Linked DNA regions of Homo sapiens: region 2 is linked to region 1. A link is a loop called in an ENCODE intact Hi-C map of the cell type or tissue named here. Cell type or tissue: PC-3. All regions are shown on one strand.

Region 1 (2,500 bases):
TAAGAAAAATATGATGTGTTTATCATACATTATTTAACTAGAAACAAATTGTTATTCTAAAAGGTCAGGAAAAACTATTCTTTATGTATGAAATGAAGTTATTTCTACTTATTTTAGAGGCTATATACCTATACAGAGAGGCCATACTTATAACATCCATGGATTTGACTGGCATTTAAATTCAGGTTCTGCAGTTTACAACAGTAACTCCTGGAAAAGTCTCATTTAGTTTCCTCACCTATGAAAAAGAGAAGCATTGCCTATCAAACAGGATTACCTGAAGATTAAACAAAATAACATAGGTGGAAGCACCTGTCATCATTTATACTCAAAAAGGTTTTTTAAAAAAGTGAACAGACATGGGATAGCATGGTAGCGTACATAGGTTACAAAATCCTAAAAAGATAGTAAGTTATAAAGAAAATAAAGCATAGTGGCTCACACCTCTAATCCCAGCACTTTGGGAGGCCGAGGCAGGTGGATTGCTTGAGCTCAGGAGTTTGAGACCAGCCTGGGCAACATGGCAAAACCTCGTCTCTACAAAAAATACAAAGATTAGCCGAGTGTGATGGCATGTGCCTGTGGTCCCAGCTACTTGGGAGGCTGAGGTGGGAGGATCACTTGAGCCTGGCAGGTCGAGGTTGCAGTGCGCCGTGATTGCACCACTGCACTCCAGCCTGGGTGACAGAGCGAGACCCTGTCTTAAAACAACAAAACAAACACACAACCCCCAGAGTGCTTGTTTATATTAAAGCAAATGGTCATAAAATATTGGACTAAACCTTAAAATAAGTCTGCACCTTCAGTAGCAATTAAATATTTGCTTTCAAAGGGAAAGGACTGGCATGTGGACAAGGCCTCATGCTGGCTGGCTATAAAATGCATCACTGACTCACATACGTAAACTACCTTAGTATTAATGACTTCTAAAAAACTTCTGAGGGTTTTGCTTACTTGTGTTTTCTGCAGTGAAGCATAGAAAATCCTCCTCTCCTTGCTCCTTTTTCCTTTTCATAGCTCTGAGCTGTTTTGCCCACTCGCACTAGTTACTGCACAGCAGGGCGGCCAGGTCAGAGCTCTGGGCTGTGTGCTACAGCTTCTGCAGTGATGACTTCAATCTCCTGACCTAACTTGACAAGACTGCAACTCTTCCCAGCACTCTCTGCAGGGGAAGGTGTGCGCTGCAATGAATTCCAAACATTGCTCCCTTTCTGAATGGTGCCTTGGTTGAACAGATTTGGCCTCTCTTCCTCATGCGAGAGATGTTTCCTTTCAGATAAAATGGAGAAAGGATGTGAAGAAAACTCTTGTAAGCCATCTCTGTAGACCTCCGCACAAGTATTTTGTCCATTTTTCAGTATATTTTCTTGACAATTAGATACCAGGATAAGACTTAATTTAACATTTATAAATATTTAAGAAAAAAAGGAATCAATTTGGAAAACTTTTATCAATCAACAAGTTATCAAAACAAGGGTTTGCTTTTTGACAGTGAATGTACAATATTATATGGTTTGCCATTATTTCCTCTTTTGGAAGAAAGGTAAAATGAGAAATACATTATATAAGTCATTATAAGTTCAGTAGATTTTTAAAACACTTGAGACACGAGTTAGAAAAAATGCAATTGAATAAACCAATTGTAAGACCCATCTCAAAACAACAAATTTAAATATGAACCACATATTAGATGATACTAAGTAATTATTGTTTTTGTTAGGAGTAATAATATCACTGTGGATTTTTTAAAGGCCTTACTGAAGTATTATAAGTGAAATAATTTGTGTGATTTGCTTTAAAATATTCCGATTTTAAAAATTTTGTGTTGGATGGATGCAGTGGCTCATGCTTGTAATCCCAGCACTTTGGGAGACAGAGATAGGATTGCTTGAGGCCAGAAGTTCCAGACTAGCCTGGGAAACATGGCGAAACCCCGTCTCTTATTTTTTTTAAAATAAAGAAAAATTGTATGTTGAGGGAGGAGGGGTGTGGTGGTGGTGGTGATGGTGTGGATAGACAATAAATATGATAATAGATCGCAGTACTCTTAACACTGCTGTTGAGATATATATATATATATATTATATATATATATATATATAAAATAAACAAAATAATGGGATTTATATATGTGGCACCCAGTACAATGTACAATTTTCTTTTTTAAAAAAGTATTTAGGTTATGCATTGCTAAGCACATCTGTGATTGATGAGAGTGACTCTAGTATCTAAACTGTTGGAGGAGGGTTGTAAGGGTAACAGGTAGGGGAGGCATATAGAAGGAATATGTTGGTATCATAGATTTCCTAAGACTCAGGGAAGGCCACAGAGCTAGGGTACTAGTCTATGCTAGAATTAATGGATTATGCAACCGAAGAAAGACAACTTTTGAATGAAAAGCTCTCTCTGTGCCAGACTTGAGGTCACCAAGCATCCTGCTCACACTCTGCGATGTCTGTGGAGTAGCACACCACCAGAAACTGCTGATGGAATTACATCT
Region 2 (2,500 bases), 320 kb after region 1:
ACTCCAAGAAGCAGAGAAGAGGCAGCTTTTATTTTTTTTTTTTTTTTGAGATGGAGGCTCGCTCCTGTCGTGCAGGCTGGAGTGCAGTGGCAACATCTCAGCTCACTGCAAACCTCCACCTCCTGGGTTCAAGCAGTTCTCCCTCCTCAGCCTCCTGAGTAGCTGGGATTACAGGCATGCGGCACGGCCATGCCCGGCTAATTTTTGTATGTTTAGTAGAGACGGGGTTTTGCCATGTTGGCCAGGCTGGTCTTGAACTCTCGACCTCAGGTGATCCACTGCCTTGGCCTCCCAAAGTGCTAGGATTACAGGCGTGAGCCACTGCGCCTGGCTAGAGGTAGCCTCTTTAGAGAGCTTTTCTGGAAGCGTCCACTCACATCTTATTGGCCAGACTTAGTCCTGTGGCCAGCTGTCATCTTTGAGCTGGGCATACTGCTGTTCCTCACAAAACAGGCCTTGAAACTATGGGAGATGGGAGAACAGCCATTGGGGAGCACAGTAGCCACCTCTCTCACTTCCAACTTATGCCTGACCCTGCTAGATGCTACACTTTGCCTGCTCACAGGTACATCCTAGTTCTCAAGGATCCCACATATATATACCATTTCTCTTCTTGAAAAGTATGGAAGGATAAAGAAGGTAGAGTTCGACAAGACAGAGCCTGGGCTTCCTAAGGCCATTTAGTCTGGGGACAAATGGTGAACTTGCAGTGGTGAGGTAGATAAATCAGTTTCCAAGTGGGCTTTCTCCCAGATGCCAGAGACCCTGGCTGTCCCTGTTTCATCATGCATTCCATCAACAAATGATTTACTTAGGAAAAAATATGGGGCACAAGTGCTACCCTCCCTCACTCGTTCCCTCATGGTGGCTCCCTTCTCGGCTAAGCTGGAACATGACCTCAGAATCCTCAACACAACGTCCCTGGCAGTTACTCTGGTCCAAAAGACTTGACACTACTACTTAAAACTATTAGCCATCCTTATTTCTTGTGGGAATTTTTATTTGGACGCACAATTTCTGGGTAGTTTCTAATTTCATATAAATATATTTCTCATGGTGGAATTTTAGGTATATGCCCAGGCGATAAATGTAGGTATTTATAGGCGGCAGGCTTTGCATTTCTCAGATTTCACCACTCAGTGGCTGTAATCACTCTCATTGCTGGAAACTTGTTCTTGTGATTGTTTAACTTACTGGACTGTGAGTTTCTCCAGAATGGAAACTATAATCCACTTTCGTATCCTCAAGGTGCCTGGCTCAGTATACTCTCAAAAATGTTATCCAGAAATGAGTCACCTGACTTGATCAAGGTCAAGTGGCTATCAAAGTAAATACTTCCCCTGTAGCTGGTTACACTGTGGACTGCCTACTACCAAGGACAAAAGGCAGGCCTCATTTGGAGAGGAGGTCGGTGACAGGAGGAGCATCAGTAGCACAACACACAGAATGTCTTGGTTATTTCACAACTGCCTTATAAATGCTCGAGTAACCGTCATGAGAAACTGACTACCAGGTGAAAGGGCAGCCATACTCTGAGGAGACACTACAGATTTTCCTTTCCACAAAAGGTTCAGGTCCTGGGCTAACTTGGCTCAGTGTTTTCTGTGTTCCAGAAGGTGACTCAGGGAGTTGTGCAAATGACTGACTCATATTTCATGGATACGAGTATGGCTGATGTAAGACTGCAGTTATCTCCTCCTGATTCAATTAAGGTAGACTATTCTTGATTGTTTTTATCAGTAGATCTATAAATTATACAAGTTGATACTAATATTGCTTATGTTTTAAATAGTGTGGTTCCACAGAAAATTTTGTTTTTTCTGTGAGAAACAAAGCTACTATTGCTAAAAAAGTGTCAAGAGCACTGACTTAGCTATAGTTCATCTGAGTTTTTTTTGAGACGGAGTCTTGCTCTGTCACCCAGGCTGGAGTGCAGTGGCACGATCTCGGCTCACTGCAACCTCCACCTCCCGGGTTCACACCATTCTCCTGCCTCAGCCTCCCGAGCAGCTGGAGCTATAGGCGCCCACCACCACGCCTGGCTAATTTTTTGTATTTTTAATAGAGACAGGGTTTCACTGTGTTAGCCAGGATGGTCTTGATCTCCTGACCTCGTGATCCACTCACCTCAGCCTCCCAAACTGCTGGGATTACAGGTGTGAACCACCGCGCCCGGCCCACCTGAGTTTTATATTTACCTGGTTACAGTGACCAAATTCTTCAACAGTGATCATGGAGAAAGATGAGACAAAATAATTCCCAAATGATTCTTTCTGCTCAAAGACCAGGGTGGGTATGAGTAGATCCAGGTCAATTTTTTTTTTCTTTTAAGAGACAGGGTCTCACTCTGTCACCTAGGCTGGGGTACAGTGGTACAATCATAGCTCACTGCAGCCTCCTACTCCCAGACTCAAGCCATCTTCCTAATCCTCCTCAAGCTTGAGGACAGGCCTTGTTACAATGCTCAGTGTGTACCTCTCCCCTTCTCCACTCCCCTTGT

What was found. Peaks named below come from ENCODE experiments on the same cell type or tissue, not always from the same donor. Only the 100,000 strongest peaks of a DNase experiment are listed, where the experiment ranks them.
Region 2: a loop joins it to region 1, with 6 times the contacts of the local background. A loop is called at or near these places in 2 of 110 quality-filtered maps.

Annotation. Positions count from the first base shown.
Region 1 is chr10:35,007,120-35,009,619 of GRCh38, forward strand. It overlaps CUL2 (cullin 2), which reads right to left. Exons shown (of 21, transcript NM_003591.4): 21 at 1,432-2,500. Among named protein-coding and RNA genes, the nearest start is that of LINC02635, 35 kb to the left of the region's middle. In PC-3, a CTCF peak has its summit at 1,151; a DNase peak (open chromatin) is centred at 982; H3K4me3 peaks cover 439 bases; H3K27ac peaks cover 1,985 bases.
Region 2 is chr10:35,330,726-35,333,225 of GRCh38, forward strand. The region is part of intron 2 of CCNY-AS1 (CCNY antisense RNA 1); the gene reads right to left. It also overlaps a transcript of CCNY not described here. Among named protein-coding and RNA genes, the nearest start is that of CCNY-AS1, 4.4 kb to the right of the region's middle. RefSeq lists an enhancer at 1,516-1,810. In PC-3, no CTCF peak of the experiment used is centred here; a DNase peak (open chromatin) is centred at 1,556; H3K4me3 peaks cover 956 bases; H3K27ac peaks cover 2,112 bases.